Regions from separate parts of the Homo sapiens genome. Here region 1 is linked to region 2. A link is an interaction called in ENCODE POLR2A ChIA-PET data of the cell type or tissue named here. Cell type or tissue: K562. All regions are shown on one strand. Each heading gives the region's core, and the rest is flanking DNA. Links, peaks and the distances in the headings are about the cores only. Region 1 has its middle 8.6 kb from the start of TRA-AGC3-1. Region 2 holds the start of TRT-CGT1-1 (tRNA-Thr (anticodon CGT) 1-1).

What was found. ChIA-PET counts read pairs that join two places held together with the same protein. Peaks named below come from ENCODE experiments on the same cell type or tissue, not always from the same donor. Only the 100,000 strongest peaks of a DNase experiment are listed, where the experiment ranks them.
Region 1: POLR2A ChIA-PET joins it to region 2 with 10 read pairs; 3 of 35 experiments call an interaction of 5 or more read pairs at or near these places.

The regions. Positions count from the first base shown.
Region 1 is chr6:28,607,452-28,624,043 of GRCh38, forward strand. It overlaps a transcript of SCAND3 not described here. Among named protein-coding and RNA genes, the nearest start is that of TRA-AGC3-1, 8.6 kb to the left of the region's middle. In K562, for the core only: a CTCF peak has its summit at 8,888; DNase peaks (open chromatin) are centred at 7,700, 8,340 and 8,850; H3K4me3 peaks cover 4,302 bases.
Region 2 is chr6:28,480,384-28,496,975 of GRCh38, forward strand. TRT-CGT1-1 (tRNA-Thr (anticodon CGT) 1-1) reads right to left here and starts at 8,683; the gene lies at 8,610-8,683. LOC124901294 (a long non-coding RNA gene) reads right to left here and starts at 9,107. Exons shown (of 2, transcript XR_007059537.1): 1 at 8,981-9,107; 2 at 5,046-5,328. LOC124901295 (a long non-coding RNA gene) reads left to right here and starts at 9,347. Exons shown (of 2, transcript XR_007059538.1): 1 at 9,347-9,570; 2 at 9,989-10,604. It also overlaps the pseudogene TRMEP1. In K562, for the core only: no CTCF peak of the experiment used is centred there; DNase peaks (open chromatin) are centred at 8,648, 9,158, 9,648 and 9,968; H3K4me3 peaks cover 3,052 bases.

The DNA.
Region 1 (16,592 bases), core at 3,887-11,886, 130 kb after region 2:
ATGCTATGGTATTACTGAAAAACAGAAAAAATATAAAAATAATAAAAGACCCTTTGTTTTATTCACTGTTTTTTTTTTCTTTTCTTTTTTGAATTCTGAAGAGTTCTTAGAGCAAAGAACAGCATGGAGGTGGAATAGCAGAAACATATCTTATTGATGTCTTTCTTCTGAGCTTCCAACCACCCTATACCTTACCTTTTCTTGAATCACCAGATATGGAAGCAGTGGGCCCCGTTAGTATTGTGCGGTGATAGGTACATGAAGGACAATAAAATGCTGTCTGTCATAGCATGGGGTGCCTCCCAAGTCTAACCCGAATGAGACAGAATGGATTGGCTGGTTAAATGAAACCAGAACTACTGTCCTTTTGCTGAAATAGCTTAGTGGGAGTGTGAGAGACCAGGCATCCAAATATCTCTTGTTCAAGAAAATTTCAGTAAAAATAAATGACATGTTTTTGGGAAAAGGGCTTGTGGGGTGCCTGCATAAACTGGCCATAAAAATATGAGACAATATGTTGTGGAAAGCCACAAGAGTCCTCTGAGGAGGAAAGCCTCCTAATTGCCATCATGTTCCCATGCTCAGAGCGAGACCCGCTCTCTTATCTGTAAACACTGCGTTCAAGGAGAAAGACACTCCTTTGAAATACTGGAATGTGGACAGACTCCAAGTTAAGCCCGCTCCCACTAGCTACTCTCCGATAAGTTAAAGATATGCTATTTGAGCACAAAGGAGATTCATTTAAACCGCTATTGCTATAGATAACGGCTATGACGCACTGCCACCTTTTCACTGTTTCGCCCTGAACATCTGCTTCTTAGATCTAAGTTATTGTATTCTATAAATAGTGTGGAGACCAGAGGTCTGAGCCTTTTGCAGCCTCCATTTTGCAACTGACCCCCTGGCTCCCCACCTTTACTCTTGTCTCTTCTCAATCCTTTGTCGCCACCGGACTTTGGGTACCCTACGGGTGGTGTTGAGGCTGGTCCCCAACACATGTTGAACTCATTTTACAAACACATTTAACTAGATGACCACCTCCACTGCCCCAACACAAAAAAGTATCCCACGACACCTACACATGTTAATCAATCCAAATCAAAGGTGATTTGCCTACGCCAGAGCTAGTATGAAATATTGATTAAATACATAATATGAGAGGAAAGAAACCAGTTTTTCCCTTTTTAACTTACTGATTTCTAGAAATTATGTTTTATTCTGATAAATTATTCTGTATAATATATAATGTTAATAGATGTTTATGAGGCTGGGCATGGTGGCTTACACCTGTAATCCCAGAAATTTGAAAAGCTGAGGCAGGAGAATTGCTTGAGCCCAGGAGTTCTAGACCAGCCTGGGCAACATAGAGAGATGATGTCTCTTTTAAATTAGCAGGGCATGGTGGTGCATGCCTGTATTCCCAGCTAGCTACTTGGGAGGCTGAGGCAGGAGAATCGCTTGAGCCCAGGAGGTTAAGACTGCAGTGAGCTGTGATTGTGCCACTGCACTCCAGCCTCGGAAAACAGAGCGAAACACTGTCTGAAAAAAAAGCGGGGGTTGGGGGGAGGGCGCTGTTCATGGTATGTATTCCCATTTAAGTCTATTTATGGTATTTTGGGATCAAATACATTTAAATTGTTTTTCATGACAAGACAAGGATATTCATTATCTTCACTACTACTTAACATTGTAATGGAGGTATTAGCTGAAGCATTTAGACATGAAAAAGTAATTAAAGGATTAACTATTGGATAGAATGGGATAAAGCTATCTATGTATCTTGGTAGGATTATATATCTGGAAGCCACCCCTCAAATGAAAAACTTACTATAGAGAATTTGGTAAAGAAGCTGGTTGCAAAGTTAACATAAACATATACACTCATACACACACACAAAATAGCTTTTCCATATTCAACCTTTGGAGGTTTTTGAATATCAGTTTTATTTTGAAAGCTAACACATGAAGGAAAAGAATCAAGCATTTATCCTATCTCTCCTGTATGGAATGTATTTCAGGATAAACATATAGTTGATGAGGGAAAGATTTTTCTTCTCAGGAAATAACAGCTAATGAATGCAGGAGAGATTATAAAACTACAACATTTTGCAACTGGTATTGCTATAACACATCCAGGTCACAATTGGCAATGGCTGCTATAACCATGAGGTGAAATTGGATGAAGGACTCTAGAATGGTTGGATTAGGCTGATGTCACCTAAAACCAAAGCTAAATTTTATATCATCAAATGTGAGACAACCACATATCATGTAACCCATAATAAAGTAAAGTAGAACATACCCAGGACCACAATAAATACTTGTGTTGAAAATTAAATTTCTATAATCAAATAGATAAAAACCATTTGTTTAGAGTAAATATTGGAGATACAGCAATGTGTTTAATAACATTATAATGATGCAATCAGCTAAATCCAGAATGTGGAAAATTCTCCTGGACAAACTGACCTTCAAGAAATAAATGGCATGGAGTCCAGGCAAGTTGGCACATGCCTGGAATCCCAGTGCTTTGGGAGGTGAGGTGGGCTGATCACTTGAGTTTGGGAGTTCGAGACCAGCCTAGCAACAGGGTGCAACGCCGTCTTTACTAAAAATACAAAAATTAGCCGGGCATGGTGGCAGGCGCCTGTAATCCCAACTACTCAGGAGGCTGAGGTACAAGAATGGCTTAAAGCCAGTAAGGCTTTTTTCCCCCCAGGTTTTTAAAATAACCTTAATTTTTTTAAACAGGTAATATGTGCATTATAGTAAATTAAAAAACACAAGAGGCCAAGCATGGTGGCTCACGCCTGTAATCCCTGCACTTTGGGAGGCAGAGGTGGGTGGATCACCTGAGGTCAGGAGTTCGAGACCAGCCTGGCCAACATGATGAAACTCCGTCTCTACTAAAAATACAACAAATTAGCTGGGTGTGGTGGCGTGTGCCTGTAATCCCAGCTACTCAGGAGGCTGAGGCAGGAGAATTGCTTGAACCTGGGAGGTGGAGGTTGCAGTGAGCCGAGATCGCACCACTGCACTCCAGCCTGGGCAATAAGAACAAAACTCTGAAAAAAGAAAGAAAGAGAGAGAGATGGAGGGAAGGAAGGAAGGAAGGAGAAAAAAGTAAAACACAAGAAACAAAGAACAAAGTCATCCACAATCACAAGTAGTTTATACTTTGATGTGTCCTTCTAGGTCCTGTGTGTGTAGACATAACATCCAGTTATATGGGATTGAGATTCTACAGTATATAGTATATATTATGCTTTTTTACACATCATAAATATTTACCAATTCAGAATTGCAAAGCTATATGAGTATTCTGATAACCAAGAATATACAGCACCAACTCAGTCTGTTAGAAAAACAATGTAATCTTGCTTTTTTTGGGACAAAAATTTTATAGAAGGCAAAAATGGAGACATGCCTCTAGATAAAAGCATTAGCAGAGTTCTGATTAAAATACTGCATTCCCTTAGTGCTCAATTTAAAATAAAACATAAAGCAACTGAATACACTAAGTATAATATTTCTAAGAGAATTCATTAACAGATCTATACCATTAAAATATTAGCAAGAAGATATGTTTCCTTTTAATTACTTCATGTATTCCTATAGTACAGCCAAAAGAGATGCACATACACCAATGGCTATCGTCAAAATGGAAATATGGACACATCTGCATTCATCTCTCCCTTTATACTTCCTTCTGCCTCTCTACTGCTAACCTGATGAACAAGTCCTGGTATACACTACCCAGTGGTGGTTTCACAATTCCATGTCCAAGATACATCTTTTCTAAAGATGTTTACTGAAAAGTAAAGTGCTCATATAGACCTATGGTTATCATCTAAAACCATGTTCTAGATAATGGAGATACTAGCAAAGAGCCCTTCCCTTCAACTTTCCTCTTTTCCCTCTTCCACCGTCCAGGTGGCTATGTCCAGCTCCAAGAGGTGGATTAACAAAGGTCACTCCTGGAAGACAGGCCTTCCTAAAAACTAACAAAAGGATATAAATGGATTGTTTTACTACCTCTACTTCCAACACACTTTGAGCAAAAGGACTTGCATTTTAATATACAACAATATTAACTAAAATGCACATATAGAACAATGGTTAGACCATCTGAACTAATCTAACTCACCTGCACAGAACTCTTCCCTCTACATACTTCTTCCCCACAACTTGCCACTACCCAGTGAAAAGTCAGTGTACTCTCCAAAACCTCAAGTTTAACAATTCCATTCCCAAATACAACCACTCCTAGACAATTTTGGTGAAAGGTGTTACTTTAGTATCTACTTTTAACCTATGTTGTGTGCTTTTACACATCTAGAAAGACAAGATGTTTCAAATAGGAGTTGTTTTCCACTGTATATACAGTAGCAGTGAATAAATGGTGCATATACATAACACAGGCTATAATTTAAAAGTGTCTTCTAAATAGGAACATTACGGCCTAGAATCGTTTCCCTTCTCACCTCTAAATTAACCCTATGGACAGGTATGAGCATCCAGAAGAGGAATAAGCATCCAGTTAGAGATTTTAACAATTTCACTTCTGTGGGGTTTTTCTTGTTTTTTTGTTGTTTTTTTTTTTGAGATGGAGTCTCACTCTGTTTCCCAGGCTGGAGTGCAGTGGCGCGATCTCAGCTCACTGCAACCTCTGCCTCCCAGCTTCAAGCGATTCTCCTGAGTAGCATCCTGAGTAGCTGGGACTACAGGCGTGTGCCACCATGTGCCCGGCTAATTTTTTTTTATTTTTAGTAGAGGCGGGGTTTCATCGTGTTAGCCAGGATGGTCTCGATTTCCTGAGCTCGTGATCTGCCTGCCTCAGCCTCCCAAAGTGCTGGGATTACAGGCGTGAGCCACTGGGCCCTGATCACTTCTGTGTTTTTAAGAACACTCTGTGAATTTTAACATAAGGTGTACTCAATGTATCAGTTTACTAACTCTACTTTTGTCATACACTAGCAACCTCCTTAACATCTGGAAAGACTAGATGTTGTAAATTAGGACTCGTTTGTGCATTTATATACACTATATACACAGCATAGTAAAAGACCATAAACACACTGGTATAAAACCCTTTGCACTTTCTTCTCCTTCCTCCCTGAACCAGCACAAATATAATAATGTGTACTGCTCAGGGAATTAGTTTGATCAGTTTTCAAAAGACAATATTTCATACGAATCAAAACGGTATCTACAATGCATTTTGTGCATTTCTAAACATTTAGAAAGCCTAGATGTTTCAATTAAGGACTTAAGTTTGTCCACTATATACATAGTAGTGTTGAATAAACCACACACATGTAACAGTGGTTATATCTGAAAGTGTCTTCTAAATTGAAACATTCTATTCTAGAATCCTTAATTTCTTCCCACTCCTCTCCACCACAAACTCAGTGGATATAGGCACTTGTGTCACTTAGCTGATGTTATCATTTCACTTCCAAAAGTCCTTTTCAGGAGACAGTCTTTAAATGAATTTTAACACAAAGTGTACAAAATGGGTTAGTTTATTAACACTACTTTTGTCATACACTGGCAATCTCTTTAATATCTAGAGACTAGATGTTACAAAATTGACTAGATATTATAAAATTTAATATATAGAGACTGTATATTATAAAATATACACTCAACAACTCATTTGTCCAGTATATACACAATATGCGCAGTATAGCAAAGTTAAATGAAAAGCACATAACATATAAGGCAATGGATAAGCTGAAATTTTCTAGTACACACTAGCAAAACACCTTTTGCAGTTTCTTTCCTCCTACCTCCCTCAACTCAACGAACAAGTAGAGAGCACACTGTTCAGAGAGGTGGTTTAACAATTCCACTTCCAAATACAGTATTTCCCATCAGTCTTTAAAAGCTATTTACAAAGTGTTATTCAACTACTTCTGCTTTTAAATACATCAAGCACTTCTAAATAGCTGAAAAGACTAGATATTTCATATAACTTTTCCACCATGTATACAGCACTGTTAAATAAAATTGCATACATGTAACAATGGTTATAATCTGAGGTATCTTCCAAATATGATCATTTTAGTCTTGAACCATTCCCTCCTCACTTCCTTCTCTCTGCCTTCAATTCAGTGGACATGTACAGGCACATGTAATGCTTAGAGATGGTTGAACAAATTAGTATCCAAAAGTCATTTACAGAAGACAAGCTTTCCTATGAATTTCAACACAAAGTGTACAAAATGAGCTAATTTTACTGAGTACTTTGTCATACACTGGCAACCTCTAACATCTAAGGGACTAGATGTTGCAAAATTATGACTCATTTGTTTATTATAAACTTTATACACAGCAAAACAAAATCCACAAAACATACAGAAAAATGGTGTCTAAAAAGTCCAAGTATAAGCACACTAGCATATTACCTTTTGCAATATCTTCCCTCCCACTTCCACTAAACCATTAAACAAGTATAGACACTACTATACCACTCACAGGGGCGGTTTAACAATTCCACTTTCTTTTCTTTTCTTTTTTTTTTTTTTAGATGGAGTTTCGCTCTTGTTGCCCAGGATGGAGCGCAATGGCGTGATCTTGGCTCACTGCAACCTCTGCCTCCCAGGTTCAAGCGATTCTCCTGCTTCAGCCTCCCAAGAAGCTGGGAATACAGGCATGTACCACCACGCCCAGCTGATTTTGTATTTTTAGTAGAGACAGAGTTTCACCATGTTGACCATGGCTGGTTTCAAACTCCTGACCTCAGGTGATCCACCCGCCTCGGCCTCCCAAAGTGCTGGGATTACAGGCGTGAGCCACCGCGCCTGGCAACAATTCCACTTTCAAAAGACACTATTTCTTATGAATTTTAGCAAAAAGATATTTTTAAGTGATTATTTTACTCTTACATTAGAGGTTAAATGTTACCTGTACATTTAACATATGCTGGGCACTTCTAAACATCTAGATAGGCTAGATGTTTCAGGTAAGGAGTATATTTGTTGTCCACTATATACAGAGCAGTTTTCTTTTTTCTTTTCTTTTTTTTGGAGGCAGGGTCTTGCTCCATCACCCAGGCTGGAGTGCAGTGGTGTGATCTTGGCTCACTGCAACCTCCGCCTCCCTGGTTCAAGTGATTCTCCTGTCTCAGCCTCCCAAGTAGCTGGGATTACAGGCATGCATCACCACACCCAGCTAATTTTTGTATTTTTAGTAGAGATGGGGTTTCACCATGTTGGCCAGGCTGGTCTTGAACTCCTGGCCTCAAGCAATCCACCCACCTCAGCCTCCCAAAGTGCTGGGATTACAGGTGTGAGCCATCGTGCTGGTCCTGCAAAGCAGTCTTGAATAAACTGTACACATGTAACAATAGTTAAAATCTGAAAGAATCTTCCAAATAAAAATATTCCAGCCTAGAACCCTTCCCATCTCAGTCAACCCAGTGGCCAGTAATGCTCAGATTTTCAGAAGACAATTTTCCCAAGGAATTTTAAAACAATATGTTCAAGATATATTAGTTTACTAACTCTACTTTTGTCATATACTGGAAACCTCTTTAATGTCTAGAAAGTCTAGATGTAAATTAGGACTTGTTTTCCTCTATAAACACTGTATACACAGATAAGGAAAACAAAGTGCACAGACATGAGAGACAATAGTTAATCTTGCCTCACCGTAAGCACACTGGTGGCATAGAGCTCTCTGCACAGCCTCCTTCTCCTCCTGCCCTGAACCAGTGCATAAACACAATGTTTGTTACTGAACTGGTGGTTGGCCATTCCCCTCTCAAAACATTTCATATGAATTTTAACCAAAAGATATTTACAAAATGTAATATTTTACTATCTCTAAATTTAACACGTATTAGACACTTCAGACCATCTAGAAAGACTAGACATTTCCGGGAGCAGTGGCTCAGGCCTGTAATCCCAGCACTTTGAGAGGCCGAGGTGGGCGGATCATTTGAGGTCAGGAGTTCAAAACCAGCCTCGCCAACATGGTGAAACTCGTTTCTACTAAAAATACAAAAATTAGTAGGGCATGGTGGTGCGCGCCTGTAATCTCAGCTACTTGGGAGACTGAGGCAGGAGAATCACTTGTACGTGGGAAGTGAGCCATGATCGCGCCACTGCACTCCAGCCTAGGCAACAGAGAGAGACTCCATCTCAAAAAAAAAAAAAAAAAGACTAGACATTTCAAAAAGTACTTGGAGTTGTCAACTACATATACAGTAGTGAGGAATAAAATGCACACGGAAGACAACGATTATAATATGTAAACGTCTTCTAAATATGACCAGTCTGGCATAGGACCTTCTTCTCGTCCTTCTCAGATCTTCTCCATGTCCTAGTCTAACCCACTGAACAAACGTGTATGTGTCTGCTCCAGAGGTGATGCAACATCTCCATTTCAAAAAGTCATCTCCAGAAGATGTTTATTTTCTACGATTTTTTTAAACAAATGGGAATTTACAAGATGTGTGATATTCTTAGTCTATCATACATCGGCAGCTTCTTTACATCTGGAGGGGCTAGATGTGGCAAATGTTTTCTTGTAAAAGTTTTCGGGGAAGCTGAGAGTAGCTTTCTCACCTTATACACTCGGGCCTTCTATAAACGCTGGTACATCTTCCCAAAGCGTGGTGGGCATCTCCAAAGCGCCAAATGTGGCTTGTTACTCCATTTCTCTCTTCCCACATCAAGGTCTGGTAGAAGGAAGGCCAACCGCCCCATGGCCGTTACCGTTCTACTCGTCCTCATCCGGGACTGCGCTGACCTTCTGGCCGTTAAAGCCGTTATCCACTGTTATCAGGACCAGGTAGTCTCGCCCAACTGGGACAGAGCGGTCGCCCGAGGACCGGATCTGCGCGGCGCAGTGGCCTAAAAAGGAGGCCGAGCCAGTCCCTAGCTCCGCCTTCCCGGGCCCTGCGCCCTAGTGGCCTCTGCGCGGTTCTTCCCGACCCGCAAACACGCCGCCACCCAAAGCCTCTGTGTCCCGGCGGCCACCCGGTCACCGAGGTGTGAGGAGAGGTTCCCCGCTGCTTCAAGTCGGGGCCCGACGGGTTGGAGCCGAGGCCCCGGCTCTGCTGGAGCTCCAGAGCCCGAGTCTTTCTTAAGAGGCAAAGCTTTCTTAAGAGGCAAAGCGCGGGAACTGACGTCGGGGTAGGGCGTGCAGGGCGGCATACTTAGTTACTCTGGTTATCTTGAGTTAATGAGCCACCCTGTCGTCTGGCCGGAGGCAAGAGACTGTAAATCGATTGATTGTTCAACATTCCTTCCCAAAGTGGGACACTCGGCAACCTTGGTTGTCTCCTAAGGTCAGTTCCTGGAATTCTTTTAAATGCATAGTTCTAACATTATGGCGTCAGTGAGGCAGTGGGGTAGGTTTTGTGATCAGTGGAGATGCATGAAGGAATGCCCTAGTGGGGGTAGCCTGCAGCCAAGCCCCCTTTCTACTCTGCCTCATTTTATTCTATTTTTATTTCAGGTAGATTTAAGGTAATCATGGTCTTCCCTTCTCTTCCACAGCAGTTTGTAGAAGGCTCCTCTCTTATTTATTTTGTTTATTTATTTATTTATTTATTTGAGATGGTGTCTCTGTCACCCAGGCATGCAGTGGCACCCAGGCATGCAGTGGCATGCACTGGCATGATCTTGGCTCACTGCAACCTCCGCCTCCCGGGTTCAAGCGATTCTTTTGCTTCTGCTTCCTGAGTAGCTGGGATTACAGGCGCACACCATCACACCCAGCTAATTTTTTATATTTTTAGTAGAGACGGGGTTTCACCATGTTGGCCAGGCTGGCTTCGAACTCCTGACCTAAAGTGATCTGCCCGCCTCAGCCTCCCAAAGTGCTGGGATTACAGGTGTGAGCCACAGCGCCTGGCCTATCTATCTATTTATTTATTTATTTATCTCGGCTCACTGGTGCCCGACCTCTTAGGCGCAGGTGATTCTCCCACCTCAGCCTTCTGAATAGCTGGGACTATAGACGTGCACCACCATGCCCGGCTAATTTTTTTGTATTTGTTGTAGAAATGGGGTTTCCCCATGTTGCCCAGACTGGTCTCCAAGAGCCTCCCACCTGGGCCTCCCAAAGTGTTGGGATTACAGGCATGAGCCACGGGCGCTCCGCCTATTTGTTCCTTTTAAAAAATCTAATTTTCCCTTTCTTGTCTCAGATTTCTCCCATAATTTGAATGTATTTAATGTGCCTTTTTATTTGTATGTCTTATTGTAACTTGTGTTGCTTTTGTGCATATATTTTTATATATGTAAATAATGTGATTTATAGAGTTCAGTATTATTTCTTACTCTTTAAACATGATGTTTTGTATGTTACTACATGTATATTTTCTTCATTGTTTCTAATTGTTTCTGGCCAAACTAAGGGTCTGGCTGCTGTTTCTCTATGCTCAATAACGAGATGCAGATGAACTGGGGAGGAAGAGAGTTTTTATTCCTGTAACTGCTTACAGGAAGAAGGCCTGGAAATTATTGCCAGACCAACTCAAAATGTCAAAGTTTTCCAGAGCTTATATACCTTTTAAGCTATATGTCTATGTGTAAGTGTGCATTCATCTAAAGACATAAGTGATTAACTTCTTTCAATCTATAACTAAGGTCTCAGTCTTGAAGACTTTCCTCTGGAGCCTCAGTAAGATTACTTAATCTAAATGAGTCTAGGTGCTGGGGTGATTACCCTTAGCTTGTCCCCTGCTAAATCAAGGTTTGGGGAGTTCCTTCAGACCTCCAGTAAACTTGTTTGTGGAGGCCTGGTGAGTTTCTTCAGACTCCCAATAAAACTTGTTTAATCCTAAATGCGTCCTGTTAAGAACTCCTTCGTTATTTTGTCATGCTATAAGGCCCACGAAAGTCCTAGGCAAAACTCTGAGGGGCTTTTGTTACATTCCAGCCTTTGTATAAGGGCACTGGCTTGTCTTAGCTTTTAATATTTAACTTAACCAGTCAGTCAGTACTGAAACAGTTGTGATACAGGCCTGAGTTGGTGAAACCTGGCCTGCCACATAGTGGATGCAGAGTAGTTCACGTGTAGGTCTACCACTATGATATTTTGAAATAAGAAATACAGACCAGCACAGTGGCTTACGCCTGTAATCCCAGCACTTTGGGAGGCCGAGGCGGGAGAATTGCTTGAGCCTAGGAGTTCAGAGACCAGCCTAGGCAACTCCGTCTCTACCAAAAATAATTTCTTTAAAAATTAGCCGTGGCTGGCTGTGCGCACCTGTAGTCCCAGCTATTTGGGGGGCTGCAGTGGGACATCGCTTCAGCCTGGGAGATCAAGGCTGCAGTGAGTTACAGTCATACCACTGCACTCCAGGCTGGGTGACAGAGACCCTCTCTCAAAAAAAAAAAAAGAAAAGAAATATATATTTTATAGATATGTGTGTGTGTGTATATATATATATATAATATGTGTATGTGTATTATGTTCGTGTGTGTGTGTATACATATATACACACACACACACAATATGTCTGTGCCCCTGGTTACTGACATAGAACTTCTGAAACCCTTAGGTGGGCAGTAGGAAAATCTTTTGTTCTAATGTTTGATCTTTGCCCCAGTTCCTGACACAGAGCTCCTAAGACCTTTTTTTCTAATGAGGAGACTCTTGGTGGGCTCCTGGATAGCCTCAGGAACTGGTTGTCAGGGAAACCAACCATGTGATCAGAGGGATAGAACTTTCAGCTCCAACCCCAAACCTCCAGGGAGAAGAGAGGCATTAAAGGCTGAGTTGATCACCAATGACCAATGATTTAACCAGTCATGCCTATGTAATGAAGCCTCCATAAAAACCCAGAAGGACAGAGTTTATAATAATATATATAGATGATATATGCTAATATATAAATATGTATATAAATAAAAATGTAATATATAAATATCTGATAATAAATGATGCAATAAAAATATTTCCTCATGTCCCTGTACATGTATGTGTAAGAATTTTCTTACAATTTTCCACATATACACAGGAGCATAGTGGCTTGGTGTCACAGGTTAGATTATCTGTGAAGTAGACCTTGAGATAGAGTTGTTTTGTTTTGTTCTGTTTTGTTTTGTTATTTTTGAGACAAGGTCTCACTCTGTCACCCAGGCTGGAGTGCAATGGCGCGATCCCTGCTTACTACAACCTCTACCTCCCAGATTCAAGCGATTCTCGTGCCTCAGCCTCCTGAGTAGGTAGGATTACAGGCTCACCCCACCATGCCCAGCTAATTTTTTTTTTTTTTTGTATTTTTTTTGGTAGAGACGGAGTTTCACCATGTTGGCCAGGCTGGTCTCGAACTCCTGACCTCAAGTGATCTGCCCGTCTCAGCCTCCCAATAGGCATGAGCCACTGTGCCCAGCGAGATAGAGTTTAATGTGCAGGATGTTTATTACGCAGTTTCTTTGAGATCCACATCTGTGGAAGGCAGAGAGTAGACTCAAGATTGAGAAGAAGTCAAGCTAGGATGCATGCAAGGTAGGATGCATGCCTGACAGCCTCAGCTAACACTATGGGGAGGTCTGAGGCTAAGTGGTCCATCTGCTCCACTTTGGGCCCTTAATACTCTTGCCCCTTCGGCTGGGTGCAGTGGCTCACGCCTGTAATCCCAGCACTTTGGGAGGCCGAGGAGGGCACATCACCTGAGGTGGGGAGTTCGAGACCAGCCTGACCAACATGGAGAAACCCTGTGTCTACAAAATTAGCCAGGCGTGGTGGTGCATGCCTGTAATCCCAGCTACTTGGGAAGCTGAGGCAAGAGAATTGCTTGAACCCAGGAGGCAGAGGTTGCGGTGAGCCAAGATCGCACCATTGCATTTCAGCCTGGGCAACAAGAGTGAAACTCCGTCTCCAAATATATATATATATATTCTTGCCCCTTCACTCATTTGATATGAACAGCCTCAAAAAGGATGTGATCTTGGGCAGGCAGCTCTGCAGCTGAAACAATCCCTGAAAGTCCTGACAGTTGTGGATCGTCTGCTGAATGCACTTGTAATAGCTGAAGCAACAACTAGTCCTTCCTTGCAGGTAGATTTGGGCAGAGCATCTGTGTCTATTACATTTGGTCATAGAGAATGTGTTAACATGATTGCCTAAATACTAGCCGATTTCTCTAAGGATGGCTGTGTATTATTCTGCACTTTACCCAGAAGTGCAAACCAAAAACAAACAAATAGAAAGTCAAATAAGGACATAAACAGGCATTTACAAAAAGAAAAGATACAAGAGGCTAATGAGGATGTGAAGATGCAGTATTCGTTAGTAATCAACAATAAATAACAATAAAACTTCATTTTACACTACTGAAACAAGCAAAAGTTAGAAGTCTCAACAATTTCATAGCAAAAACAAATGAACAAAAAGGTTACCTACAGAATGGGAGGGAATATTTGCACATCATATACCTGTAAAGGAGCTAATTTCCAAAATATATAAAGGACTCATAAAACACAATAGCAAAAAAAGGAGTACAAACAAAAACCAAATAACCTAATTAAACAATGGGCAAAAAACTGGAACACATATTCCTCCAAAAAAGACATACAAATAACCAACAAGTATATAAAAAGATGCTCAACATCATTAATTATCAGGAAAATGCAAATCAAAACTACAAAGACATGTCACTTCATACTTGTAGAGATGGCTATTATAAAAAACAACAAAGATAACAAGTGTTGGCAAGGATGTGGAGAAATTGAAACCCCTGTACACTTGTTAGTGGGAATGTAAAATAGTGAAGCAGCAATGGAAAACAATATGAAGGTTCTTCCAAAAATTAAAAATAAGACTACCGGATGGCCAAATAGGAACAGCTCCGGTCTACAGCTCCCAGCGTGAGCGACGCAGAAGACGGGTGATTTCTGCATTTCAATCTGAGGTACCGGGTTCATCTCACTAGGGAGTGCCAGACAGTGGGCGCAGGACAGTGGGTGCAGCGCACCGTGTGCAAGCCGAAGCAGGGCGAGGCATTGCCTCACTGGGGAAGTGCAAGGGGTCAGGGAGTTCCCTTTCCTAGTCAAAGAAAGGGGTGACAGACGGCACCTGGAAAATCGGGTCACTACCACCCCAATACTGCGCTTTTCCGACGGGCTTAAAAAACGGCACACCAGGAGACTATATCCCGCACCTGGCTCGGAGGGTCCTACGCCCACGGAGTCTCGCTGATTGCTAGCACAGCAGTCTGAGATCAAACTGCAAGGTGGCAGCGAGGCTGGGGGAGGGGCGCCCGCCATTGCCCAGGCTTGCTTAGGTAAACAAAGCAGCCGGGAAGCTCCAACTGGGTGGAGCCCACCACAGCTCAAGGAGGCCTGCCTCCCTCTGTAGGCTCCACCTCTGGGGGCAGGACACAGACAAACAAAAAGACAGCAGTAACCTCTGCCGACTTAAATGTCCCTGTCTGACAGCTTTGAAGAGAGCAGTGGTTCTCCCAGCACGCAGCTGGAGATCTGAGAACAGGCAGACTGCCTCCTCAAGTGGGTCCCTGACCCCTGACCCCCGAGCAGCCTAACTGGGAGGCACCCCCCAGTAGGGGCAGACTGACACCTCACACGGCCGGGTACTCCTCTGAGACAAAACTTCCAGAGGAACGATCAGACAGCAGCATTCGCGGTTCATGAAAATCCGCTGTTCTGCAGCCACCGCTGCTGGTACCCAGGCAAACAGGGTCTAGAGTGGACCTTTAGCAAACTCCAACAGACCTGCAGCTGAGGGTCCTGTCTGTTAGAAGGAAAACTAACAAACAGAAAGGACATCCACACCAAAAACCCATCTGTACATCACCATCATCAAAGACCAAAAGTAGATAAAACCACAAAGATGGGGAAAAAACAGAGCAGAAAAACTGGAAACTCTAAAAAGCAGAGCGCCTCTCCTCCTCCAAAGGAACGCAGTTCCTCACCAGCAATGGAACAAAGCTGGACGGAGAATGACTTTGACGAGTTGAGAGAAGAAGGCTTCAGACGATCAAACTACTCCGAGCTACAGGAGGAAATTCAAACCAAAGGCAAAGAAGTTGAAAACTTTGAAAAAAATTTAGAAGAATGTATAACTAGAATAACCAATACAGAGAAGTGCTTAAAGGAGCTGATGGAGCTGAAAGCCAAGGCTCGAGAACTACGTGAAGAATGCAGAAGCCTCAGGAGCTGATGCGATCAACTGGAAGAAAGGGTATCAGTGATGGAAGATGAAATGAATGAAATGAAGGGAGAAGGGAAGTTTAGAGAAAAAAGAATAAAAAGAAACAAACAAAGCCTCCAAGAAATATGGGACTATGTGAAAAGACCAAATCTACGTCTGATTGGTGCACCTGAAAGTGACTGGGAGAATGGAACCAAGTTGGAAAACACTCTTCAGGATATTATCCAGGAGAACTTCCCCAATCTAGCAAGGCAGGCCAACATTCAGATTCAGGAAATACACAGATTCAGAACGCCACAAAGATACTCCACGAGAAGAGCAACTCCAAGACACATAATTGTCAGATTCACCAAAGTTGAAATGAAGGAAAAAATGTTAAGGGCAGCCAGAGAGAAAGGTCAGGTTACCCACAAAGGGAAGCCCATCAGACTAACAGTGGATCTCTCGGCAGAAACTCTACAAGCCAGAAGAGAGTGGGGGCCAATATTCAACATTCTTAAAGAAAAGAAGTTTCAACCCAGAATTTCATATCCAGCCAAATTAAGCTTCATAAGTGAAGGAGAATAAAATACTTTACAGACAAGCAAATGCTGAGAGATTTTGTCACCACCAGGCCTGCCCTAAAAGAGCTCCTGTAGGAAGCACTAAACATGGAAAGGAACAACCAGTACCAGCCACTGCAAAATCATGCCAAATTGTAAAGACCATCGAGGCTAGGAAGAAACGGCATCAACTAATGAGCAAAATAACCAGCTAACATCATAATGACAGGATCAAATTCACACATAACAATATTAACTTTAAATGTAAATGGACTAAATTCTCCAATTAAAAGACACAGACTGGCAAATTGGATAAAGAATCAAGACCCATCAGTGTGCTGTATTCAGGAAACCCATCTCACGTGCAGAGACACACATAGGCTCAAAATAAAAGGATGGAGGAAGATCTACCAAGCAAGTGGAAAACAAAAAAAGGCAGGGGTTGCAATCCTAGTCTCTGATAAAACAGACTTTAAACCAACAAAGATCAAAAGAGACAAAGAAGGCCATTACATAATGGTAAAGGGATCAATTCAACAAGAAGAGCTAACTATCCTAAATATATATGCACCCAATACAGGAGCACCCAGATTCATAAAGCAAGTCCTGAGTGACCTACAAAGAGACTTAGACTCCCACACAATAATAATGGGAGACTTTAACACCCCCCTGTCAACATTAGACAGATCAATGAGACAGAAAGTTAACAAGGATACCCAGTAATTGAACTCAGCTCTGCACCAAGCGGACCTAATAGACATCTACAGAACTCTCCACCCCGAATCAACAGAATATACATTTTTTCCAGCACCACACCACACCTATTCCAAAATTGACTGCATAGTTGGAAGTAAAGCTCTCGTCAGCAATTGTAAAATATCAGAAATTATAACAAACTGTCTCTCAGACCACAGT
Region 2 (16,592 bases), core at 5,862-13,861:
TGTGGACCCAGCTCAGTCCCCTTGCGTCTATATGTCACCTTCTAGTTACATAATTTACACATGTTGTGCTGGGGGGTAGTGTGCAATCTAATGAAGTCTAACATCTCCCAGGAGAAAGTGGTGTTTAAGGCACAGTGGGAAAATCCACTGTGTTGTACATTTATTTAAACAAGGGGAAAGTCCCGAGATGATTTTTGCAAGTCATACGACATACTTGGAAGGACAGTAAACACATGACATAGCATACATTCTCATTTTACACTCTATTTTTAAAATCTAACTTTTCAGAAAGTTCACATAAACTTGAAAGAGTATAATTAACGGATTTGCTAAGACAGCAGTGCCTTCTTAGCCCTGGAGGCAGCACATCAGTCTCATAATCTGAAGGTCCCGAGCTTGAACCTCAGAGAGGGCATGGTGATTTTGTACTTTCCATATACTTTTGCTTGAGAAAGAAATATCCCACCCATTAAACTTTTCGGTATGAAATCTGGATTCCTGGATCACTGACAGACAACACAACTGAAAAATGAGGCTGCAGTCCCTCAAGAACCCTACCAACTTCCTTTGTGAGCTAGATGCTATTTTAATGCCCTGACTGCAGTATTATACAATACCACAATCTACACCAAATACCATAAATCTGTATCAGTTGCCTATGGCAGCTTTTGAAAATTACCATGAATTTTGTGGCTTAAAATAATACAAATGCATTATCTTAAATTTTTGGGGGACAGAAGTTTAAAATGGGTCTTAGGGAGCTATAATCAACATGTGGCAGAGCTGATTTCCTTCTGGAGGTTCTAGGGAAGAATCCATTCCTTGCCACATTGCTCGGCTCATGGCTGCATCATTGATCTCTGCTTCTGCTGTTACATCTTCTCCAACTCTGGGGAGTCTCATGCAGCCTGGTTGATGCATCTGTTTGGTGACGGGGAGTGCAAACTCAATGTCACCCGACTGGCGCAGTTTGAGAAAACTGACCATAACTCTGGTGTTGCAGCTCTAGTTTTGCCTTCACCCAATGACAGAACCAGCAGGACAGGGATCGAGATAAACCTATCCCATTCTTAGTTTGTGTTGATAGGAACAAGAGGGCTGTATTCCCTACTGCAGGAGGCTTCCCCAAGAGGAAGAACCCTCTAGAAAACTGTCCATGAAGTCATAACTGTCTTGCGTGGGAAGGCAATAGACAGGTAGAAATAGGATCCTGCTCCCCGACAAGATGTGGACAACGTGGTCCCGTCCCAGTGACCTTGGAGGCTTTTATGAGACAAGATCCTCCTCAAAGGCAGGTCCTCCTGCCCCGTCAGAAATGGACCAAAGGGCCCCACCCATAGCGCATGAGCACCTGCCTGCCATGGATCATGGTGTCACTCCTGAAGCCCTCCAATGCTATCGGCTTACCTCTACCCTTGCGAGAAATCAGGATTCTTGTCTTTTAAACCTCAGTGTCCAAAAACCCCATACACATCTGAACCCCCACTCCTTTCTCCCCTTCTACCCTTGCTGGTATGTAGGGTCACTTGACCATAGCAAAAACCAGGAGACCGTGGCCCTACCCCTAATTGTTCTTTCTGGAGGGAGTAAAGTCAGGACACATGCAAGAAGAGTGGTCCTCCACCCCAAGGGTGGCCACGCTTTGACTAAGAGTGGATGAGGACCCTCTGCCCAATGTGCTGAACTCTGTGAGGTACTGATGGCCGTGCAGGCTACTCCAACAGCAACTCCCTGCTATTTATTTATAGACTCATGGGCTGTTATAAATGGGCTAGCCATATGGTCCAGTGACTGTTGGACAGATAATTAAGCAGCCAGGCCAACATGGTGAAATCAAAGGAAATATACTAATAGAGAGATATTCCCTTTGCATGGTTAGGAGGACTCAATATTATCAAGATGTCAATTTTTCCCAATTTGATCTATAGATACAACATAATCCCAATCAACATCTCAGCCAGTTATTTGTGGATATTGACAAATAGATCCTGAAGTATATATGGAAAGGCAAAAGATGCAGAATAACTACACAACATTAAAGAAGAACAAAATTGAAATACTGGAGAAACACCTCTGCCATGTGTTCAGATATCTATTCAGACTCTAATCTGACCAAGGCACCTTCTTCACAGCCCAGATAATGCAGCAATGGGCATGTTCCTATGGCGTACAATGACCTTGATTTGCTCCATCACTTCCAGGCACCCAGAGTGGGAGGGGTGGTGTTAAAGCACTAGAATGAATAACTCAAGCAACAACTACAAAAAGGACCATCAGGAAGGACAACTCAACGAAGGGTGGTACTCCTGCTTAATGAAAGTATTTGGACCTTAAATTGTGCCCTCCAGTGAAAGGGAAACATGGCATTGCAATGCCTGCTGGGCAATGCTGACTTTGGAAGCATGGTTGCCTGACGTGTCTACGCCTGAGGAATCCCTATCTCAGTATATCCAACCACAGTGTTTGGAGGTCAAGGCTGTAGGGAGCCACAATTGAGCCACTGCACTCCAGCCTGGGTGACAGAGCGAGACCCTGTCTCAAAAAAAACAAGCAAGCAACAACAACAAAAACAAACAAACAAAAAACTAAAACAATCTATGCAGTAGGTTGACATCCTGGACTATTGCTTCTGGTGGTAGACTGTGTTACACTCTTTGTTATCCTCCACCCAGTGACAATGGTATTTCTCTCATTTGTTTAAGTCTTCTTTACTTCCTCTCAGTTATCTTTTGTAGTTTTTCAGTGTGCAGGTCTTGCACACATTTTTTAACTTACCTTTAAGTATTTGATAGTTTTGAAGCTCTTGTAAACGGTATCTTTTTGTTTTAAACATCCAATTTGTCTTTCCTTTGAATGTTTCACTAACTTTGGATTCTTGGAGTTTAATCCCAGGAATGTCCTGCTTTGTCATGATGTGTTATCATTTTATAAATGGTTGAATTTGATTTGCTGAATTTTTAAGGATTTTTTTTCTTCTTAGGAGGAACACTGGTTTGCAGTTTCGTTCCTTGTATGGCTTTGTCTGGTTTTGGTATTAGGGTAATGCTGGCCTGATAAGTGAGTTCAGATGTGTGGCCTCCTTTTTTGCTTTCTGAAATAATTTGTGTAAAATTGATATTATTTATTGCTTAAAAAGTTGGTAGAATTTACTTTGGAGCCATCTGGGCCAGATTTTGTTTCTTTGTAAGAATGTTATAAAGCATGGATTTAATTTAGTTAATCGATGTAGGTCTATTTAGGTTATCTATTTCTTCTTGAATACACTTTTTGTGTCTTTCAAGGAGTTTTTCCATTTCATCTATGATGTCAAAGTTATTGGTAAAATACATTCATAACATTTCCTTGTGTCCTTTTGTTATTTGTAGAAGCTCTAGTGATATCTACTCCTTCATTTGTTTCTTTTGTTTTTCTCTGTTAATATATTTTTTATTTTTTAAATATAGAGATGGGGTCTCGGTATGTTGCTCAGGAATTAGTTCGTGAGCCACCATGCCCAGGCTACTGTCATTTGTGATATTTGTGTCTCTTCTCTCTTTTTTTCCTGAAGAGTATGGCTAGAAATGTATCAATTTTGTTAATCTTTTCAAAGAACCAGCTTTTGACGTTATTGTTTTTCCTTATTGTTTTTCAGTTTTCTATTTCATTGGCATTTACTCTAGTATTTTCCTCTTCTGCCTGCTTTGGATTTAATTTGCTTATCTTTTTTACTAAGTTTCTAAGGCAGAAGATGAGAACATTGATTAGAGACATTTCTTCCTTTCTAATATAAATGTTTAATGCTAAAATTATCCCACTAAGTATGGTTTTTGTTGCATCCCACAAATTTTGATATGTTGTATTTTCAGTTTTATTCAGTTTAAAGTGTTTTCTAATTTCTCTGTGATTTCTTCTTTGACTTATGGGTTATTAGAACTCCATGGTTTAATCTCCAGATATGTGTGGCTTTCTCAAATATCTCCAAATGTTATTGATGTTCAGGTTATTTTGCTGTGTACAAGAAAAAACTCTCTGTGATTTTAATCCTTTCAATGATTATGCATATATATATATATACACACACATACACACATTGAAAGAATGTGTATATATATATATTGTCTTCTATGTTATCATATATGTGTGCAGTCACTCAGATAAAGATGTGGACTTCATAGTTTTAAAACATGCCTGAACTTTTTCTTTTTTTTTTTTTTGAGACGGAGTCTCGCTCTGTCGCCCAGGCTGGAGTGCAGTGGCGGGATCTCGGCTCACTGCAAGCTCCGCCTCCCGGGTTCACGCCATTCTCCTGCCTCAGCCTCCCAAGTAGCTGGGACTACAGGCGCCCGCCACTACGCCCGGCTAATTTTTTGTATTTTTAGTAGAGACGGGGTTTCACCGTTTTAGCCGGGATGGTCTCGATCTCCTGACCTCGTGATCCGCCCGCCTCGGCCTCCCAAAGTGCTGGGATTACAGGCGTGAGCCACTATGCCTGGCCAGAAATTTACTTTGAAAGTCTTTTTAGGCCGGACTTGTTGGCTGGACATGGTGTCCTGCGTCTATAGTCCCCAGTTACTTGGGAGGCTGAGGTGGGAGGATCGCTTGAGGCTGGGGGGTGGAGGTTGCTGTGAGCTGAGATCACACCACTGCACTCCAGCCTGGGAAGCAAAGTCAGACTCTCTAAAGCATACCCCAAGACAAAGGATGTGCCTTAATGAGTATGTGATTTATTGAGGAAATGATCCTCTGGATGGGGAAGAACAAGTAACAAAACAAAGATGTGGTCTCACATAAAGTCTAGCTTTGGCCTGACCCATGAGACAGGGGCTCTGGAATATAAATTGCATAGCAGAGTGGTCACTGAGTCAAGGGACTTGACTTTTATACTCCTTCCCCCATCCGTCAGTTATTAGCTGCTGGGAATGGAATGGTGGTGTAATCTACTAGATGTCTCCAAACAGCCAAGGGCGATTCATGGGACAACTTCACAGAGTTACACCATTGTGGGGATAGGTGTGTAACTTCCCAAGGAGTCCTTCCTGTCCACTGCACCCAGAAAGACCACAACATTGCAGTAAAGAAAGAGTTTAATAGACACGAGGTCGGCCATGCCCCATGGGAGATGGCGTTAGTACTCAAATTATCTCCCTGAAGGCATGGAGGTTATGGGTTTTTCAAAGACAGTTTGGTGGGCAGGGGACCAGGGTAGGGGGCAAGCTGATTGGTTGGGTTGGAGATGAAATCATGGGGAATTGAGGCTGTCCTCTCATGCTGAGTCAGTTCCTGGGTGGAGGCCACAGGATGGGTTGGCGGGTCCAGGTGAGGACACGTGGTTGTCAGAAATGCAAAAACCTGAAAAGACATCACCATATTGTAGGTTGTGCAATAGTGATGTTATCTGCAAGAGTAATTGGGGAAGTTGCAAATCATATTACCTCCAGAATAATGGCTGGTAGTTATTTAGAATTCAGACCCTTCTCATCCTCTAACTTGGTGGCCTTTCATTAGTTTTATAAGAACAGTTTAGTCTTTGGGAAGGGGTATTACCATTTAAATTATAAACTAAATTTCTCCAAAAATTAGTTTGGCCCATGCCCAGGAATGAGCAAAGACAACCAACCAGTGAGGCTGGGAACAAGATGAAGTCAGCATGCCAGATTTCTCTTACTGTCATAATTTTGCAATGGCTGTTTCAGGTGTAGTGGCCTGTAAAAAACAAACTAGGAAGAAGAAAAAGAATTGAGAGGGTTTCCAAGATTCTGTGCTACTGTAAAACAACTAAAGAAGTGGAATACCCTAGGTTTGTAATTTTAAGTTGAGGTGTGAATATCCCAGATGTCATCTGTTATTTAGGAAAAATAATAGATTTCATTTACTTGCTAGTATAAATCACTAATTTTGTTTTAATGTTTTGTGTTAGTTTCCTAGGGTTGTCATAACAAATTACCACAAACTGGGTGGCTTAAAGTGATAGGAAATTACTTTCTCACAGTTCTGGAAGCCAGAAGTCTAAAATCAAGATGTGGACAGCGTCATGCTCCTTTAAAAGCTCTTGGGAAGAACCCTTCCTTGCCTCTTTCAACTGTGATGATTGCCAGAGATCCTTGGTGTTCCTGTAACCACCTAACAGGTTCCCCTTGCCTGCTGCCTAGACACAACCAACTTATCAAGACAGGGGAACTGCAATAGAGAAAGAGTTTAATTCATGCAGAGGAGTACAGGAGACTGGAGTTTTATTATTCCTTAAATCAGTCTCCCCCAAAACATGGGGATTGGGGTTTTTAAGGATAATTTGGTGGGTAGGGTTTAGTGAGTTGGGAGTGCTGATTGGTTGGGTCAGAGATGAAAGCATAGTGAGTTGAAGCTGTCTTCTTGTGCTGAGTCAGTTCCTAGGTGGGGCCACAAGATCAGATGAGCCAGTTTACTGACCTGGGTGGTACAGCTGATCCATTGAGTGTAGGGTTTACAATAGAATAGTGATGTTATCCCCAGTAGCAATTTGGGGAGTGTCAGAATCTTGTAGCCTCCAGCCGCATGACTCCTAAACCATAATTTCTAATCTTGTGGCTAATTTGTTAGTCCTACAAAAGCAGTCTAGTCCCTAGGCAGGAAGGGGGTTTGCTTTGGGAAAGGGCTGTTATCATCCTGTTTCAAAGTTAAACTATAAACTAAGTTCCTCCCAAAGTTACTGCAGCTTACACCCAGGAATGAACAAGGACAGCTTGGAGGTTAGAAGCAAGATGGAGTCAGTTAGGTCAGATCTCTTTTACTGTAATAATTTTCTCAGTTATAATTTTGCAATGGCAGTCTCACTCCTTGGCTTGTGGCCAGTAACTGCAATCTCTGCCTCCATCTTCACAGGGCCGTCTTCCCACTATGTCTGTGTCTCTGTGTCCAAACCTCCCTCTCTTCGAGTAAAGATCCCAGTCACTGGATTATGCCCCACCCTAATCCAGAATGACCTCATCATAACTTGATTACTTCTGCAAAGACCCTAGAAAGGCAGATTTATTAGAGAAAGTATGAAAATAGGTTGCAAGAAAGCAATGGCTAAATCAGCATGAGAGAAGCTGACTGCAAAGAAACAAAGGCTTGCTGGAGACTTTACAGAATAGGGTTTATGCTGTAAACTGAAGAGGGCTTTGTGCAGTACTGATAATGCCAAAGTTGAAATGAACTGCCTTGCAGGTGTGTGGTGATAGTTGAGCACAGGAAGATTGTGAGTTGTTTGTACAAGAGGGCTATGTGTCCTGGACCATGAAGAAAGGCAGACTTATAGCTTATCTGCTTTCTGTTCTTGCTTTCCCTTGGTCCCGCCAGTCTGACTCCTTTTCCCAATTAGGACTCCACAGTTAACTTGGTCCATGCCCAGAAATGAGAGAAGACAGCCAGCCCATGAGGCTAGAAGCAAGATGGAGTCAGCCACAGCCATGTCAGATTTATGCTACTGTCATAGGTTTGCAAAGGCAGTTTCAGAGTAAAAGGATTAAACACTTGTCCCTAATTGTTCAATAAATAAGAAAAATTATAAAAAGCAACAATATAGTGAACTTTATTGCTTGTTTAGGTGCCAAATATCCTTCTAAAATATTTTGTATACTTACTCAACAAGCTCTCCCATCAACTATATTAGGTAGGCTTATTACTATTTCCATTCCACATGTGAAGAAAGTGATGCCCATGGAGCTAGAGCAATTTGCTAAAGGTCCCTTAGCCATCAAATGTAGCAGCTGAGGTTTGAATACAGCCGATGTGACCTAGTTCAACAAGGTCCCAATCAAAATGAACAGCAGTGAGGTCCAAACATAGGGACAATTTTCCAATGTTTTACGTTGCTACTTATGATACTTAGAGTAACATAGTAGCCACATTGTGAATATTTCTCATTAAAAAGTAAAAAAACAGGCCAAGCGCGGTGGCTCACACCTGTAATCCCAGCACTTTGGGAGGCTGAGGCAGGCGGATCACTTGAGGCAGGAATTGGAGACCAGCCGGGCCAACATGGTGAAACCCTGTCTCTAATGAAAATACAAAAATTAGCTGGGCGTGGTGGTGCACACCTGTAATCCCAGCAATTCTGGAGGCTGAGGCATGAGAATCGCTACTGCACTGGAGCCTGGGTGACAGAGCGAGATTCCATCTCAAAAAAAAAAAAAAAAAAGGCAAGCATGCCCCTGCAAATGTCCTAATTTTTGTTTGTAGCTACTAATGGGTTTGTTGTTCATTAATTTCTTATCTTATGAATTCAATTATAGAGCTGGAGATTTTTAGAATCTAGAGAGATTTTATTTATCTGCATGCCTACAACAGTTATCTACATGCTTTAAACTGTAACACATTGTAAGTGCTCAAAAACATTTTACCACAGTTTAAAGCAAGACATACGAAATTGATTGAGGTGGGTCACATGCATTATTCTTTCGCACTTTTTGCATTTGCATTGTCTTCCTCCTAAAAATTTACTTTTTAAAAGTAAGGAATCTGAGCAGGATGCAGTTAAACAACTTGGGATTTATCCAGTTGTGTTCTACTGCTGTTAAGTTTGGTGAGAATGTTTGGCAATTAGTGGGAGGACGCAGTTCTTCGTCAAGAAAACAATTTTCAGAAACAGCTGATTTTCTCTGGAAAACATCAGGCCCCACTGGGAGTCGAACCCAGGATCTCCTGTTTACGAGACAGGCGCTTTAACCAACTAAGCCATAGAGCCACGCGGAAGCACTCTTTAGAGGTGAATCTATCTCATTTTACTTTGACAAAATGAGTTTAGTTAGTTATCTGCTGTCTTCAAAAAATATGTCAACTCGAGAAACACTTCATTTCCTCAGTATCTTTTGAAGACATACGAATACACGGGGAAACGTATTCGGCAGTCTACAGTGTCAAAGGATTTTTCTATTAATCCAAGAAAGAGCATTACAGAAAGCTATACAATACGTGAAGACGATTAAAAGGAATATATCTATACATAATTTTAAAAAACCTTTGAATCTTGAAAGTCACTCACTTAGGGTACGTGAAGCTGCCAAATTTATCAGAGAAGGAACAGGCATCTCTCGCATGGAGCCGTGGGCCTCGGCGTTAAGGCACTCTTCAGCTACAGGTGGCAGCCCGTTTAGCTCTTCTTAAGGTCTTGTGATGTCATTTTCAAGAGGCCAGTAAAGTTCTGTGTCACGTGGGGCCTCTCAGGAGGGGTGCGGAGGTGGGGGAGGGGCGGGGAGCAGGACTCCACTGCTTTGGCCTCAAGGAGTTTGGTCGACACTTGAAGACTGACCAAGAAAAAGTAATTTGTCCCAGTTTTCTCCCACCCTTTGTTTTCTTCTGCTCCTCTTGGGCTTGTTTTTTTTTTGGGGGGGGGGGTTCTTTCTTTTTTCTTTTCTTTTTTTTTTTTTTTTCCCGCAGTAAGTTCTGAAAATCGCCTCCCAGAGGAGATAACGCGTTCTCCTCTGTAACCCGTCCTTCCACGTCCCGGTGGTGGGGGGGGGGGTCCCGGTTCTCATTCTTTCGGGGACCTGCAAGGAGCCCCGCCCGCAGGCTTTGAACCGATTTCGGCTCCGCGTCCAGGAGCAGGCCCTACGTAGGGCCGGGGGAATTCAGGTGCGTCTGCGGGGCCCAGGGCACCCAGGGCAGGCGGGGACTGAGACGACTGAGGGTTGAGGGACAAGGAGGTTGGGACTGGGGAGGGGAGACCCGGGACCCGCCCAGAACGCTTTCGTGGGGTTGGAGAGGGCAGGACACAGCCTCTCTGGGCCCGGTAGTATGCGAAGACACGCATAACGCAAAAGGATTCCCGTCCTGGACTTTGGGAATTAAGGCCCTGAACACATTGAGCAAAAAGTAGATCTGTCTGTACAGACGTTTCTTTCCACGTCTTTCATAGTAAGGACTTTATTAAAAAGCAGGCACTCGAATCCTAGGTGGGTAGATGGGAGGCTGGGGCTGGGGATGGGGACGTCCTCTGTTTTCTGGTTGTGCACATTAAAAATAACTCTCTGCTGCCTACTCCTAAACGCAGCCGGCAAAAATGAGACGTCAACTAAGCGCCGTTTCAGTCCCAGAGCCAGGTCGTCCATGGGGGTTTTCAAGCGTTTTCTCGATGACTGATTTTTCTAGAAGCGAATGGATTTTATTCTCCCAGGTGTAAAGGCTACCTCCTGCTTCACACCCGGGTAACATAAAAGACAGCGCTGGGACCGAAACTCGGGTCTCCTGGGTCCTGGTTGGCTGGAGAGAGGGGCAATGAACGTCCCGAAAAGAATTCTGTCTTTTCTCAATATCTGGGAGGACTCATAACAGGGTAGATAATCAGGATGGATGTTTGGCAGGTGGGAATCTTTGAGACGGTCTGTGCACACAATTTTAACTCTACTTTTGCCAGTTTGGAGGACATGAAATTCCTGATGAGTGTATGTTAAAAGGGAATAGAGAAGGTAATATACACAACGTTCTAAAATAATTGCTTTTCGTGGAGGCAAAGTGGCTAAGCAGTCCAAAGCGCTGGATGAAGGCTCTAATCTCTTGGGGTGTGGAGGTTCTAGCCTGTTTAGCCACAGAAGTCATGAAACCACTATGTGGTATTTGTTAAATAATGAGTTTTGATACTTAAAATAAAATGGAATTATTGGAGTGAATTTTGTTTGGTTCTGTTGAATTTGTTATTCTTACACACACTAGCCAGATTCTACTTATTTGTGGGCGGCAAGCCACCCAGGCACCGAGGCAAGAGACAGAGGACACGAGCTGTTCCAGTATAATAAAATATAAAACAAGAATAGTTATACCAAATATAGATCTTAGATATGATTATATATGAAAATCATTAATCATTAGTTTGTAGCAATTACTTTTTATTCCAATATTATAATAATCCTCGCTCTATAATCATAGCCTAGGAAAAACCAGGCCTTACAGAGATAGGAGTTGAGGGAACATAGTGAGGTGTGACCAGAAGACAAGAGTGCGAGCCTTCTGTTATGCCCGGACAGGGCCAGCAGAAGGGCTCCTTGGTCTAGCGGTAACGCCAGCGTCTGGGAAGACGCCCGTTGCCGAGCGGACGGTGGTCTAGCAGAAGCCTCAGTGTCAAGAAAAAACACCGGCTGCTTAGCAGACCGGAAAAGGGAGTCTCCCTCTCCCCGGGGGAGTTTAGAGAAGACTCTGCTCTTCCACTTCTTGTGGAGGGCCTGACATTAGTCAGGCTCGCCCGCAGTTATCCGGAGGCCTAACCGTCTCCCTGTGATGCTGTGCTTCAGTGGTCACACTCCTAGTCCGCCTTCATGTTCCATCCTGTACACCTGGCTCTGCCTTCTAGATAGCAGAAGTAAATTAGTGAAAGTACTAATAGTCCCTGATATGCAGAAATAATGGCGTAAGCTGTCTTTCTCTCTGTCTCCTCTCCCTCTTTGCCTCAGCTGCCAGGCAGGGAAGGGCCCCCTGTCCAGTGGACACGTGACCCACGTGACCTTACCTATCATTGGAGATGACTCACATTCTTTACCCTGCCCCTTCTGCCTTGTATCCAATAAGTAACAGCGCAGCCAGACATTCGGGGCCACTACCGGTCTCCGCGCATTGGTGGTAGTGGTCCTCCGGGCCCAGCTGTCTTTTCTTTTATCTGTCTTGCGTCTTTATTTCTACACTTTCTCGTCGCTGCACACAGGGAGAGACCCACTGACCCTGTGGGGCTGGTCCGTACACTTATTAACATTTTATTTGATATGTTGATCTTTGGATGTATGAATTTGATTGTTCTCATTTGATTTGTTTTGTTTTTACTTTGGGTTCTATTTATGTCAGGTTTTGGTAACCTTAATGAATGGATTAGGCAGTTTTCCACTTCTTATGCCCTGAAACTTTTCAACCCAGAAGAGTTACCTGATCCTTGACAATTTGACAGCACTTGGCCTAAGAGAATGGGGCCTTTTCATGGGGCTTAGAAATGGAAAGAGACTTTTGACAGCCTCTTCATCTATTACCGTGGTTATTATTCTGTGAGGATGTGTCATTTGAGTGTGTCATATAGTGCCTCTGATTCTCAGTTGCTTATTTGTTGAGAGATAATGATACTGAATATTAAATGACTTACTGCTTTTAAAATTCTAGTATGATGCCTGGGCCATGCAAGCCTTCAATCAATGTTATTTATTATTATCACATCAATATTGGTAATTTATATTGTCCTAAATCCTATCTCATTCACTATGCTTAGATTATCAGGGATTATCAGATACAGAGGTAGAAAGTTGTAAAAAAATGCTTTTTATTTGAGATACACATCTCATCTCTATTTGTAAATGTGTCTTCTTCACTAATTTTGAATTCTAAGTTTATATTTTCCCTTAGACATTCCACAGATTTGTATTTCAGTTTTATTTACAAAAAAAACTTTCTTAGCTCTCCTAGCATGTAAACAGATTTTCTCTGTTGATTCCTTTCTTCTGCTTTCATTTGGTATGTTTTGTTGGTCTTTTACTTGCTTCTGAAGAGAAATACTCACCAGCATTTCAGTCATTTAAAGTCTTTCTCATTTACTTAAAAAATGCACTTAAGTTACAAATGTTCCCCTCTGACCTGCTTTTGTAGCATTCCACAGTAATGATATATGTTGTCTTATTGACATTCTATTATACCTGGCCTGTAATTTTAGTTTTGATTTTCTCTTTGAGCAAAGATATTTTTAGAAGCATTTGACATTAAGTATAACATTTTATACTTTTCTGATTATATTTTGATGCTGATTTCTATCTCTATTTTCTAGCACAGTATTAATTTTCTAAATTAAAAAGTATTTTGATATTTTCTTATTAGATCATTGTATAGTCAATTCTTTAATTTCTTTGGGCAATTTAAAAATTGTGTTTTCTCTATAAAGAATTTTATGATATCTATCAGGTCAATGTTTTATTCTTATTTGTCTTTTATAATATTACTTATTTCTTTGTCCACTGATATTTCTTGAACTTAGAGCAATAAATTGAAGTCAATTACTAAATTGTCTCTGCCTTTCTACTTGTGTCTCCACTGAATTTCTGCTGAATGAAAGTTGCTGCTTTATTTTGAGCATGAATATCAAAAAAACCAAAAATCTTTACCTCCACTTAAACTGTAATTTTTAGCATTTTGCAGTACCCTTCTTTGTTTTATTTAATGAGTGTTGTCCAAAATCCCACCTCACATGATTTTAAATCCTTGAGTCCTTTCTTTTTGTGAGTTTGCCTGATATTTTTGTCTGTTCTTTATTTTCAAACTTCCTGATTGTTTCCAAGCCTGTGGGTAAGTAGCAAGCTGTGGGGAGGCAGTGTGACAAGGTATATGCAGGAAACAAAGAGCTCAGAGAGACTAGTTTTTTTATTTTCACAGCATTTTAAAAGCCAATGACCCTAATTAAGAGATACTTAATCTTCCACTGGTTTATGTGGTCATAGTGAAAATTACAGTTGAGATATTGAATATAGCAAATGTGTAGCTCTGTGGAGAAATTGTGGCACTGGAATCTCTGATTCTAGCCAAGAACTTCCCAGAGGCATGAGTAAAATGTTCCCAACTTGAAAATCTAGTGCAAGTAGAAGATTCAATCTTTTAATGTTGATGTTTTCTAGGTTCCATATTTGGTTGCCCTTTTTTCTGAGATGGTATTCAAAGGAATATTCCACACACTCATATCTTTGAACCTTTCAAAATACTTCCAAATATCTTGCATATTTGGAATACTGATAACTTCCAAATATCTTGCATAAAACTTTTTAGAATGCCATATGATTATAGCCAACTGCCTACAAGACATTTCCACCTTAGTATCTCATAGACACCGTGGACTCATCAAGTTCCTCCTATTATTGCTTTTCTTTTTGAGTAGCACCACAACCTAGTCTGTTAAAGTGAAAACTGTGTGATTACTGTAGATGACTCTCTTTGTCCCCTCATGCATTTTTTTCATCAGGTGAATATGATGTAACTGCTGTTTAGATTCAAATAGTGATCCTTCCCTAACTAGCCATGGCAATTAGTATGATATTCTAAGCAGAACCTGCTGTTGTGAAAACATAATTTGATGGAATTGAGAGTTTTTGCTATTCAGTTAAACTCTTAGTGAGTCAAATATGCCAAATGTAAAGTTCTATTTTTAATTTAATATTTGTTTTGTCTCTCGAGAAGCTTTTATTCTAAACAGAGAGATACAAATCTGATGTTTTGATGCACACATTAAAAAATCTGAATCAAGTTTGGCATAAAGAGATACTTAAATTTGCCAAAATACTTATGAGAAATAATCATAAATGATGGCATATATTATGCCAAATTTATTTTTTTTTGCATGAAGGGAATTGTGGAAATTGACCTGATTAGTTTGGACTGTCAAGAGCAGAGTTGAACCATAATCCCCACAGCACCTCAAAATCCTGAGACAAGCTTTTCATCCCCCACATGAATACTGTTTTCTGTCCCTTCTGTCCCCCAACTAATGGGGCCCCTTAAAATGTAGGATGGGTTTGAGCTTTGGTTCTTAACAAAGGACCCAGTTATGGAGGATCTGGAAGTCTTTTTTTCCCCCTGGGCCTTATACCCCATACATATAATGCAAGGCCCACATCAGTTATCCATTCACTCTTAAATTGAGAGAAGACAAGTTAGAAAAAAGCGTTGAAAGTTTGTTTATATTTGGGACTTAGATAGGGTCTGTGAAAATGCAGTGCTGGTTTAGGAAGGCATGAAGTGGCTGGTTTCAGAATTCCTTGACAGCAGACATTGAGAGCTTGGTTTTTACATAATGTTGCAAATTATGAATATAGATTGAAGCCAGAAGGTACTCATGTGCCCTTATAACTCTTAAAATACAGTGATTTATGCAAATTTACTTTTTCAACTTTTTTTTTTTTTTTTAACAGAGTCTCGCTCTGTCAGCCAGGCTGGAGTGCAGTGGCGCAATCTCGGCTCACTGCAACCTCCACCTCCCGAGTTCAAGAGAGTCTCCTGCCTCAGCTTCCCAAGTAGCAGGGATTACAGGCACCTGCCAACATACCTGGCTAATTTTTGTATTTTTTAGTGGAGACGGGGTTTCGCCATGTTGGCCAGGCTGGTCTCAAACTCCTGACCTCAGGTGATCTGCCTGCCCCGGCCTCCTAAAGCGCTGGGATTGCAGGCATGAGCCACCATGCCTGGCCAATTTTTTAAACTTTATATTAGGCTTTTAAAATAGATTATTAAAGCCATTAATAATTCCTCTCCTCCTTTGGTGGGAAGTTACAGTCTGAGGACTCAATTTTTCTCTAATAAGAGGATAGAAAAATTGAATGTCATTTAGTTTTGATTACCATTCATCTTTCTGCTCCTTTCCAAATAACACTATTGTTTGTTCCATCATATATTCTATTTATTCTATCTGTAACATATCTTCCATGTTACTAATGTACTTGTATGTGTATTTAACACAACTTATGAATTCTGCTTCTGTCTCACAAGCTACTTATTAATTTATGTATAGTTAACACATCTTCTGAATTTTGCCTTATCTTGTAAGCTATTAGCTTACGTACTATCTATATTGGTTTTATCCATCCAATTTGTTTTCCTATTTCCTATATCTGAATATAATAAAATCATACAGCAAACTCATATTTCAGGAGCCATTGAACTTAGAACTCTTTGTTTTTGGAAGGGGAGCCCTAGAAAGTCAGTATTCTGAATAGAAATGACTCTGAGGCTCTACAGATAAAGATAAAGCTCTCTTTGCCAGGTGTAGAGTGTCTTCAAACATAACTTATTAGGTGATAATTCCATTTCTATTAACTTGTCTGGCTGGAGGCAAAGAAATACAGAGGAAATTGGAAAGAGAGAAAAGAATAAAGACCTGGAAAAAGGGAAGATCCTTGAGTTATCTTTGCCTTAGTTCCTCTGAAGTTATAATCTAAAAATTGGTATAAGCTCTACATACACTCTAGGTGGCACTCTGAGGTTATAAAATGGTTCATATGGTGAGTTGAGGCCACTGTGTTTTGTTTCATTTTATTTTATTTTATTTTGAGACAGGGTCTCACTCTGTCACCCAGGCTGGAGTACATGGTGCAATCTCTGGTCAATGGAGCCTCGACCTCCTGAGTTCAAGTAATCCTCCCACCTCAGCCTCCTTAGTAGCTGGGACTATAGGTGTGTGCCACCACACCTGGCTAATTTTATTTTTTGTAGGGATGGGGTCTCACTATGTTGCTCAGTCTCAAACTCCTGCCTTGGCCTCCCAACGTGTTGGGATAACAGGCATGAGCCACCACTCCTGACCCCACTGTATTTCAAAGGCCAAAAGGAGTCCAAAAGAATTAAAACTGGTTTTCTTTTCCCTTTACAAGGAATCAAGAAAAGGTAGACAGTCAATATGGTTTCATAAGGAAAATTTTAGAGGGGCATGGAATCCCTATCCAGGAACTTCACAGAGATTCAAAGAAAAGAAAGTTTGTAAACTAACACTTGAAAGAGCAAGAGAAAACTTGCAATCAGAGCAATGCCAGCTGGAGGTCAGGAAGGGAAGCGGTAAAGAAAGAAGAGAAAATGAGAACTTTTTATTTTACTCCAAATCACAATGTATTTGAAAATATATATTAAAGAAAGATTATTTTGGCACTTGATAAAGT